Regions from separate parts of the Homo sapiens genome. Here region 2 is linked to region 1. Evidence: read pairs that join two places in POLR2A ChIA-PET (ENCODE). Cell type or tissue: B cell. All regions are shown on one strand. Links, peaks and the distances in the headings refer to the core of each region. The heading gives the core; the rest is flanking DNA. Region 1 has its middle 6.2 kb from the start of ZNF283. Region 2 overlaps ETHE1 (ETHE1 persulfide dioxygenase).

Region 1 (5,382 bases), core at 182-5,181:
GAATTAAAAGAGATGCTTCTCTTAAATATTTATGTAAAGTTACTCTCAGAAAGGTTGTAAGTGGATTCCTCCCACCAAAAGTATTGTGAATGAATATCTTCTTAAAATTTACAATTGTTTTGACCATTTCCCAGTCCTTAAACCAATGATAACATTTTATTTTCTTTTTCTTTTTTCTTTTCTTTCTTTCTTTTTTTTTTTTTTTTTTGAGACAGAGTTTTGCTCTAGTTGCCCAGGCTGGAGCAATGGCACGATCTTGGCTCACCGCAACCTCCACCTCCCAGGTTCAAGCGATTCTCCTCCCTCAGCCTTCCCAAGTAGCTGGGACTACAGACATGCGCCACCAAGCCCAGCTAATTTTGTATTTTTAGTAGATATGGGGCTTCTCCATGTGGGTCAGGCTGGTCTTGAACTCCCAACCTCAGGTGATCCGCCCACCTCAGCCTCCCAAAGTGCTGGGATTACAGGCGTGAGCCACTGCGCCCGGCCTTTATTTTCATAATATTTCCATGTCTTTTATTTCTCATAAGCTTACATATGCATTCAAGTATTTATTGGTCATTTTCAATTTTTCCTTCTAAGAGTCTATATTCTTTACCTATTTCTACACATTTTTGTATTCATCTATATGTTGATTTGTTTTAAATTTATTATCTGTTTGTTGTATCTGAAATATTTTCCCTTAGTTTATTTGCTACTTAAATTTGAGGGAGGCAGGGAAGTTTACTGAAACATACTTTATATTTTCTATAATTTATTAACTATTTACTTCATAATTTGTGTTTTGGCTGTCAAGCCTACAGACCAAAATTATAATAACATCAATTTGTAATTTGATAAGCACTCTGGTAGTCTATTTTTAAGTTATACATGTCGTGAACATTATTTGTTTTAATGTGTGAGGGATGGAAGTTACTTTATTTTTCCAGGTGGTTAACTAGTTAACACAGATTATTGCTTTTCTGTAATACTTTTACTGAGATATAATTCATATACTCTAAAACTCACCCATTTAAAGTGTACAATTCAGTAGATTCTTTTTTATTTCTTTGAGACAGAGTTTTGCTCTTGTTGCCCAGGTTGGAGTTCAATGGCGTGATCTCAGCTCACTGAGATTATTGCTTTTCTGTAATACTTTTACTGAGATATAATTCATATACTCTAAAACTCACCCATTTAAAGTGTACAATTCAGTAGATTCTTTTTTATTTCTTTGAGACAGAGTTTTGCTCTTGTTGCCCAGGTTGGAGTTCAATGGCGTGATCTCAGCTCACTGCAACCTCCGCCTCCTGGGTTCAAGCGACTCTCCTGCCTCAGCCTCCCGATTAGCTGGGATTACAGGCACCTGCCATCACGCCTGGCTAATTTTTGTATTTTTTAGTAAAGACAGGGGTTTCACCATGTTGGCCATGCTGGTCTTGAACTCCTGACCTCAGGTGATCTGCCCACCTCAGTCTCCCAAAGTGCTGGGATTACAGGTGTGAGCCACCGTGCCTGGCCGAATTCAGTAGTTTCTAGTTTATTCAAAGAGCTATGCAACCATCATCACAATCAATTTTAGAACATTTTCATTGCCCAAAAAGACACCAATACCCACTAGCAATCATCATTTTCAGCCACTCCATGGGCTACAGGGATCTTTTCTGTTATTGCACTTGTTCTATATTCATATTTCATGTAATAAACATGCATTGCTTTTGTAATTACAAAGTAAAAAGAAAAACGTTTTAAAAAAAACTTATGTTGGGATTTTAAATTGATCCAACTGATTTCACTTTTTCTGATGCCACAATCAATTTCTTATTGTTTTACTTTTAATCACTCAAGTAATTCCATGTTCTAATGCTTTTCGGACCAGATCGGGAGCATTCAGAGTGGTATAGCTGTAGAGATGTTCTAATGCTTTTCAGTGAGGAGATAAAACAGAAATGAGGGAGGTCTATTAAGCTAAAGTAGTTCAGTATTTCAAGAAAGAGTACGTCGCTGAGATAGTAGAAGGCAGCCAAAAATCTTTCAAAATAAGTAATAAAAATATTTATTTGGATTTAGCAACATTCAGTTAATTGTTGCAGTTTTTAAATATTCAAATAACTGATGATAAATAATGTCAGAAATGAAAGTGTCCCCCTACTCATTCCCTATCTACAGAAATGACCAAAGTTAATATTTTCAGGTATTCTTCCAGATTTTTCTGTACACTGAATGTATGTATAAAGACACAGCTATTTTATACAGAAATGGGATCATGCTATCCATATAATTCTGCCATTTGCCCTTTCCACTTCAACACATTCTTCTACTTCATTTCATGTCAGTTATAGATTTAATTCATTCCTTTTAACGTTGAATTATTACCTAACCCAGCACTGTTCAATGTAGCTTTCTGTGATGTTAGAAATGTTTATATCCCTCTTGTCCAATACAGTAGCCACTAGCTGTCTTGGCTAATGAGCCTTTGAAACATGGCTAGTGTAAGAAACTGAATTTCGAATTTTATTTAATTTTAATAGATTTAATTTTAAATAGCCACAAATAGCTATCATATTGGCTAGCACAGACTAACAGTGTCTCAAAAAACGAACATTGAGGTTCTTCAGTATTACAATGTGAATTCTTCAGTATTACAAACACGGCTTTGGTAAGCATTACTGTACCCACATCTTTGTCTTTCATGCCAGCATTTTTGTAGGCTAGATTCTTGTATGTAAAAATGCTGGTTGCTTAGGGGTTTGCTTTCACACTTCGTGAATGCTACTACACAAAACTGTAAAAGAGCTGTAGTCATTTCCACCCACTACGTGTGAAAGCTCTCATTTCCCCACATTCTCAACAATATTGTGTACCATCTACATTTTTAGTTTTTGAAATTTGATAACTGAAAACGAAGTATGCCATCTGTTTCCGTTATCAGTTTATTGCTCTCACCTCCGCACGCACTCTTCAATATACGCTCCCTGCTAAAGGGATTCCCCCGAAGGGTTCCTGCGCCTACGCACTCGGAGCACAGGTTACAACTTCCAGAAACCCTTGGGACGCGCCGTCCCAAACTTGGGTTTCTGGCGTCTCCTGCGTTTCCGGCCCGGGACTACAATTCCCACAGGTCACTGGGCCGAATGAGCGTGCGCTCCTGATCCGCTTTGCGCATCCCAGTGATTCTTGGGTTCCGCGTGTAGTTTCGGAAGGAGACATCGAAGCAGGGCGAGGCGCAGAGGGCGTTGCGGACTCATGCCCCAGTCGGCAGTGCGGGTAAGGGTGGGAGAAGCAATGAGGCGAATGCGAGCAGCCGAAGAAGGCGACAGTGTGGCTGGGTATGAAGACTTGAGGGAGGGGGTGGGGCAAAACGAGGTCAGGCGTCTCCCTGGCCGCGTGTGATGGACCGTCCGTGGTGGTGACAGACATGGTGTAGGGGGTGTGTGCAATATTATGTGCGTGATAGAGCCAAGGATGTGCCCTACCGTGCGAATGGTGACGTTGCGTCTGTATGAGAGTGCACGTGCCACGGCTGGGATGTCTTGTGACACAGGGAATGGGGTGTGTGTGCATCTGTGCACATGAAATGGCCAGGGTATGTCTTCGTGACTGCATGTGTGCTCATGACACAGCAGGTGTGTTTCTCTTTGTATGACAGACTGTGTGTATGTGTCAAAAAGAAGAAAGTGCTTGGTGTATGACAGGACTGGAATGAATCTGTGACTGTGACACAAGTGTGTGGGTTTGTGTGTAGAGTGACAGCTGGAGTGTGCCCTAGACAATCGAGCTTTCCTACAGGAATGGTGAAGTCTTTTCCTTCTCTAGCTACACAGTATTGTCCAATAATTGAAGTTTTTAGGACCCAGAAGTTGCTAATTTGGGCCTTCTGAACTGGAATTGGGTCAGGAACTGGATCAGTGGGCACCAACTCTCTAGCTTCCCAAGGCCATCAGTCTCCCATAGTGGTTCCCTCACATACATAACAGAAAGTAACATTGAGGAAATGAGCTACACTTTCCGCTAGCTGGAGAAACAAGTTCTTTTGTCCTTTTTGGAAGCTCTGGTGTTGGCAGATTCGGCTCATCATAAAAAGTTTGAAACACTGGTTTGGGAGAGTGCCTGTGTACCTCCCCTCAAACTAAAAAGGCAACTTGGGGGTTTAGCCCTGACCCATCGATCTCCAGGGTTACACGTTCTCCTTTTTTCCAACGGGGGTCTAGGGGATTAGTGGGTCATGAGTTAGAGGCCTGTGAAAATTGTGCCTATTGACCATGTGTTATTTAAGCTACTTAGAAAAAGGACAGAAAAGACCCGGTTCACCTTCAGAAAAAGGAAGCCAATCCCTCCTGTGCTACCGGTCACTGTAACCCGCTAGAACTAATAATCACTAATCTCCTAGACCCCTCGGGAGGCTGAGGCAGGAGACTCGCTTGAACCCTGGGGGTGGAGATTGCAGTGAGCTGAGATCATGCCACTACGCTCCAACCTGGGCAACAAGAGCAAACTCCATCTCAAAAAAAAAAAAAAAAAAAGAAGAAGAAGAAGAAGGGAAAAATGAAAAGAATGAAGGCTATGTCCAACTTGAAGTTAGAACACAGAATAATAGAATAAATACAAAGAAAGTTGGTTGAGGTCAACAATAAGCACAAGTTAAAGAAATAGAAAACACTGATGCAATAGAGGCTAAATGCCAACAACTGCTTATTTGAAGTGATCCATTTCTGAGATAATTAAAAAATAGATTATTTCAAAAGATGAATAAAAAAGAGAACAGGCACAAATAATATTAAGAAAGAAAAAGACTACACAAGAATAGAAAATATTTTTTGAATTAGAATAAATTTGAAAACAGATGAAATGGTCAATTTCCTAGAAAGCTATAACTTAAAGAATTGACAAGAAGAGACAGAAACTTTTAATAATAGACAATTAGTCATTAATGATACAGCATCAGTAGTTTAGAATTTAAACTCTAATCATCACCAGGCTCAGATAATTGCATGCAAGAGTTGAATTAAGAAAGAGTTCAGACACATCTTATGTGTCACTTCAGATCCTCTCAGCCTCACCTGTGCCTGGGGCCTCTGGAAACTTGTTTCTCTTGATTCACTGCTGCAGCAACATCCCTGCATGAACTCAGAACAACTCTACATGGGCACAAGCAGCAACGAAACCTGACCTCATGCCTGCAATGGGCACTACTTGTCTCAAGCCCCAGGGCTTTCCTGTTGATGCTGATGCATGAGACGTTACAGAACCCATTGAACTATTCACACGCGACCTGGAAGTACAGCGGAGTTAATAGTCTCTGGGACAAACATTTCATGAACCAGTGGATGAATTCACCTCCCTTCTTCTCCTCAGCTAGGTGGTCTTAAAACACAAAATTAAACAATCAATTACACTTGATAG
Region 2 (5,382 bases), core at 155-5,154, 310 kb after region 1:
ACATTATAGGTTAGCCTACTTTACCTTAAAGTGGTCAGAACATTTACATTAGCCTACAGTTGGGCAAACTCATCTAACACAAAGCCTTGTATTTTATACAAGAGTGTTGAATATCTCATGTAATTTATTGAATACTGAATTGAAAGTGAAAAACAGAATGGCTGTATGGGTGCATGGAATATGATTTCTATTGAAAGTGTATCACTTTTGGCTTGGTGCAGTGGCTCATGCCTGTAATCCCAGCACATTGAGAGGCTGAGATGGGAGGATTGCTTGAGGCCAGGAGTTCAAGACCAGGCTGGTCAACATAGTGAGAGCCCATCTTTACTGAAGAAAAAAAAAGACAAATGAAAAAAAGAAATAAAATGTATCACTTTCACATTATTGTAAAGTCAATAAATTGTTAGTCATCGGGCACATCACACCTGTAATCCCAACACTTTGGGAGGCTAGTGTGGGCAGATTGCTTGATGCCAGGAGTTCAAGACCAGCCTGGTCAACATGATGAAACCTCGTCTCTACTAAATAACAGTACAAAAATTAGCTAGACACAGTGATGCGTGCCTGTTATCCCAGCTACTCAGAAGGCTGAGACACAAGAATCACTTCAACCCAGGAGGCCGAGGTTGCAGTGAGCCGAGATCATGCCACTGCACTCCGCAGCCTGGGCGACAGAGAGAGACTCTATCTCAAAAAAAAAAAAAAAAAAGAAAAAAAGAAAGAAAAAAAAGCCAGGCATGGTGGCTGACTCACACCTGTAATCCCAGCATTTTGGGAGGATGAGGCAGGCGGATCATTTGAGGTCAGGAGTTTGAGACCAGCCTGGCCAATGTGGTGAAACCCCATCTCTACTAAAAAGACAAAAATTAGCCAGGTGTGATGGTGAGTGCCTGTAATCCCAGCTACTCAGGAGGCTGAGGCAGGAGAATCGCTTGAACCCGGGAGGCGGAGGTTGCAGTGAGCCGAGATCGCACCACTGCACTCCAGCCTGGGTGACAGAGTGAGACTCTGGTTAAAAAAAAAAAAATCATAAGTCAGACCATCTTAAGTCAAGGACCACATGTATACCAAGGGTTGAGCCACAGGGTATGTGTAGATTTAGCTTTAGTAGAAACTGCCCAGTAATTTTGATTTGTAGATGATCTTTATATATTCCGGATCCAAGAACTTTGTTGGATCCAGTACAACTCCTTTACCTGTGGTTTCACTTTCTGTGGTTTTAGTTATCTGTGGTCAACCATAGCGTGAAGATATTCAATGGAAAATTCCAGAGATAAACAATTAGTAAGTTTTAAATTGTACATCGTTCTGAGTAGCATGATAAAATCTCACACCATCCCACTCAGGACATGAATTATCCCTACGTCCAGTGTATCTGTGCTGTATAGGAGTATGTTACCCATTCGTTAATCACTTAGTAGCCTTCTTGATTATCAGATGAAAAAAAAACATAGATTGGCCGGTCACGGTGGCTCACGCCTGTAATCCCAGCACTTTGGGAGCCTGAGGCGGGTGAATCACCTGAGGTCAGGAGCTTGAGACCAGCCTGACCAACATGGTGAAACCCTGTCTCTACTAAAAAATACAAAAATTATCTGGGCATGGTGGTGGGCACCTGTAACCCTAGCTACTTGAGAGGCTGAGGCAGGAGAATCACTTGAACCCAGGAGGGGGAGGTTGCAGTGAGCCAGGATCATGCCATTGCACTCCAGTCTGGGTGACAGAGCCAGACTCCGTCCAAAACAAAACAAAACAAAACAGTATTTATAGGGTTTGTACTATCTGAGGTTTCAGATATCCACTGGGTTCTTGGAGGTATCCCCTGCGGATAAGGAAGGACTACTGTTTATGTTTGTAAATATCATTTTCCACTCTGAGGGCTACCTTTTCACTGTCTTTTTTTTTTTTTTTTTTTAAGGCGGAGTTTTGCTCTTGTCATCCAGGCTGGAGTGTGATGGTGCAATCTTGGCTCACTGCAACCTCCGCCTCCCGGGTTAAAGCAATTCTCCTGCCTCATCCTCCCAAGTAGCTGGGATTACAAGCATGTGCCACCATGCCTGGCTAATTTTTGTATTTTTAGTAGAGATGGGGTTTCACCACATTGGCCGGGGTGGTCTCGAACTCCTGACCTCAGGTGATTTGCCCGCCTCGGCCTCCCAAAGTGCTGGGATTACAGGTATGAGCCACAGCGCCCAGCCACCACTGCCTATTTTTTATTTTTAAAAGTGTAAAACATTGAATTTTATTTCAACGGTATTGCTTTTAATGACTGTTGGGTATTCCATTTTTATATTAGTGTGCTTACCTTTTTAAAATTGGTTTGCAAGATCTGTTTGTATATTAAGTATATTGACCACTGTGTGGTATGTATATGTTACAAATATATTTTCCCAGCATATTGGTTCTCTTTAGATTTTGTTTATGGTGTTGCTGCCATTCAGAACCTTCTGACTGATCTTTTCCTTAATGATTTATCACTTTAGGTATCACATTTGAATATCCCTTCTGTATTAGTCTGTTCTCATGCTGCTAATAAAGACATACCTGAAGGCTGGGTGTGGTGGCTCACGCCTGTAATCCCAGCACTTTGGGAGGCCAAGGCAGGTGGATCACGTGGTCAGGAGTTTGAGACCAGCCTGACCAACATGGTGAATCCCCATCTCTACTAAAAATATAAAAATTAGCCAGGTGTGGTGGTACATGCCTGTAATCCCAGCTACTCAGGAGGCTGAGGCAGGAGAATTGCTTGAACTGGGGAGGCAGAGGTTGCAGTGAGCCAAGATTGCACCACTGCACTGCAGCCTGGGTGACAGAGCAAGACTGTCTCAAAAAAAAAAAAAAAAAAAAGACATACCCAAGACTGGGTCATTTATAAAGAAAAAGGGGTTTAGTGGGCTCACAGTTCCACCTGGCTTGGGAGGCCTCCCAATCATGGTGGAAGGCAAAACAGGAGTGAAGGCATGGCTTACATGGCGACAGGCAAGAAAGTGTGTGCAGGGGAACTGCCGTTTGTAAGATCATCAGATCTTGTGAGACTTATTCACTATCATGAGAATAGCATGGGAAAAACCCACCCCCATGATTCAATTACCTCCCACCGGCTCCCTCCCACAACCCATGGGGATTATGGGAGCTATAATTCAAGATGAGATTTGGGTGGGGACACAGCCAAACCATATCATTCCACTTTGGTCGCTCCCAAATCTCATGTCCTCACATTTCAAAACCAATCATACCTTCCCAACAGTCCCCCAAAGTCTCAACTCATTTCACTATTAACTCAAAAGTCCACAGTCCAAAGTCTCATCTGAGGCCGGGCATGGTGGCTCACACCTGTTATCTCAGCACTTTGGGAGGCCAAGGCAGGCAGATCAGCTGAGGTCAGGAGTTCAAGACCAGCTTTCCCAAAATAATAAAACCCTGTCTATACTAAAAATACAAAAATTAGGCAGGCATGGTGGCACATGCCTGTAGTCTCAACTACTCGGGAGGCTGAGGCACAAGAATTGGTTGAACCTGGGAAGCAGAGGTTGCAGTGAGCCAAGATTGCACCACTCCATCCCAGCCTGGGTGACAGAGTGAGATTCTGTCTCCAAAAAAAAAAAAAAATCAACAACAAAATAAAGTCTCATCTGAGACAAGGCAAGTCCCTCCCACCTATGGGCCTGTAAAATCAAAAGCAAGTTTAGTTATTTCATAGATACAGTGGGATCCAGGGATTGGGTAAATACATCCATTCTAAATGGAAGAAATTGGCCAAAATGAAGGGGCTGCAGGCTCCGTGCAAGTCCTAAATCCAGTGGGGCAGTCAAATCTTAAAGCTCCAAAAAGATCTTTTACTCCATGTCTCAAATCCAGGTCATGCTGATGCAAGAGGTGGGTTCCCATGGTCTTGGGCAGCTCTGCCCCTCTGGCTTTGCAGGGTACAGCCCCACTCCTGGCTGCTTTCACGGGCTGGTGTGGAGTATCTGTGGCTTTTCCAGGCACATGGTGCAAGCTCTCGGTGGATCTAACACTCTGGGTTCTGGAGGGCGATGGCCCTCTTCTCACAGCTCCACTAGGGGCAGTGCCCCAGTGGGAACTCTCTGTGGGGGCTCCCACTCCACATTTCCCTTCTGCACTGTCCTAGCAGAGGTTCCCTATGAAGGCTTCACCCCTGCAGCACACCTCTGCCTGGACATCCAGGCATTTCCATACAGCCTCTCAAATCTAGCTGGAGGCTCCCAAACCTCTGTTCTTGACTTCTGTTCACCAGCAGGCCCAGCACCACGTGTAAGCCACCAAGGCTTGGGGCTTGCACCCTCTGAAGCAATGGCCTGAGCTGTACTTGGCCCCTTTTAGCCCCGACTGGGATGCAGGGCACCAAGTCCTGAGACTGCACAAAACAGCAAGGCCATGGGCCCTGCCCATGAAACCATTTTTTCTCCTAGTCCTTTGGACCTGTGTTGGGAGAGGCTGCTGTGAAAACCTCTGACATGCCCTGGAGACATTTTTCCCATTGTCTTGGTGATTAACATTTGGCTCCTCGTTACTTATACAAATTTCTGCAGCAGGCTTGAATTTTTCCTCAGAAAATGGGTTTTTTTTTCTATCACATTGTCAGGCTGCAAATTTTCCAAACATTTATGCTCTATTTCCCTTTTAAACATAGGTTCCAATTCCAAACCATATCATTGTGAATACATAAAACTGAAGTGAATGCTTTTAACAGCACTCAAGTCACCTCTTGAATGCTTTTAACAGCACTCAAGTCACCTCTTGAATGCTTTCCTGCTGAGAAATTTCTTCTACTAGGTACCCTAAGTCATCTCTCTCAAGTTCAAAGTTCCACAGATCTCTAGGGCAGGGGCAAAATGCTGCCAGTCTCTTTGCTAACACATAACAAAAGTGACCTTTACCCCAGTTCCCAAAAAGTTCCTCATCTCCATGTAAGACCATGTCAGCCTGGACTTCATTGTTCATATCACTCTCGGCATATTGGTCAAAGCCACTCAACAAGTCTCTAGGAAGTTCCAAACTTTCCCACATTTTTCTGTCTTCTTCTGAGCCTTCCAAACTGTTCAAACCTCTGCTTGTTACCCAGTTCCAAAGTCACATTTTCACATCTCCTTATAGCAGCACCCCACTTTACTGGTACCAATTTACTGTATTAGTCTTTTCTCATGCTGCTAATAAAGACATCCCTAAGACTGGGTCATTTATAAAGAAAAAGAGGTTTAATGGACTCATAGTTCCACATGGCTGGGGAGGCCTCACAATCATGGTGGAAGGCGAAGGAGGAGCAAAGACCTGTCTTACATGGCAGCAGGCAAGAGAGAGTGTGCAGGGGAACTGCCCTTTATAAAACCATCAGATCTCGTGAGACTTATTCATCATCACGAG

What was found. ChIA-PET counts read pairs that join two places held together with the same protein. Peaks named below come from ENCODE experiments on the same cell type or tissue, not always from the same donor. Only the 100,000 strongest peaks of a DNase experiment are listed, where the experiment ranks them.
Region 2: POLR2A ChIA-PET joins it to region 1 with 5 read pairs; 4 of 35 experiments call an interaction of 5 or more read pairs at or near these places.

Annotation. Positions count from the first base shown.
Region 1 is chr19:43,818,404-43,823,785 of GRCh38, reverse strand. It overlaps a transcript of LYPD5 not described here. Among named protein-coding and RNA genes, the nearest start is that of ZNF283, 6.2 kb to the left of the region's middle. In B cell, for the core only: no CTCF peak of the experiment used is centred there; a DNase peak (open chromatin) is centred at 3,225; H3K4me3 peaks cover 762 bases; H3K27me3 peaks cover 1,658 bases.
Region 2 is chr19:43,511,951-43,517,332 of GRCh38, reverse strand. All of the region lies in intron 3 of ETHE1 (ETHE1 persulfide dioxygenase), which reads left to right. Among named protein-coding and RNA genes, the nearest start is that of PHLDB3, 9.9 kb to the right of the region's middle. RefSeq lists an enhancer at 3,680-4,180. In B cell, for the core only: no CTCF peak of the experiment used is centred there; no DNase peak of the experiment used is centred there.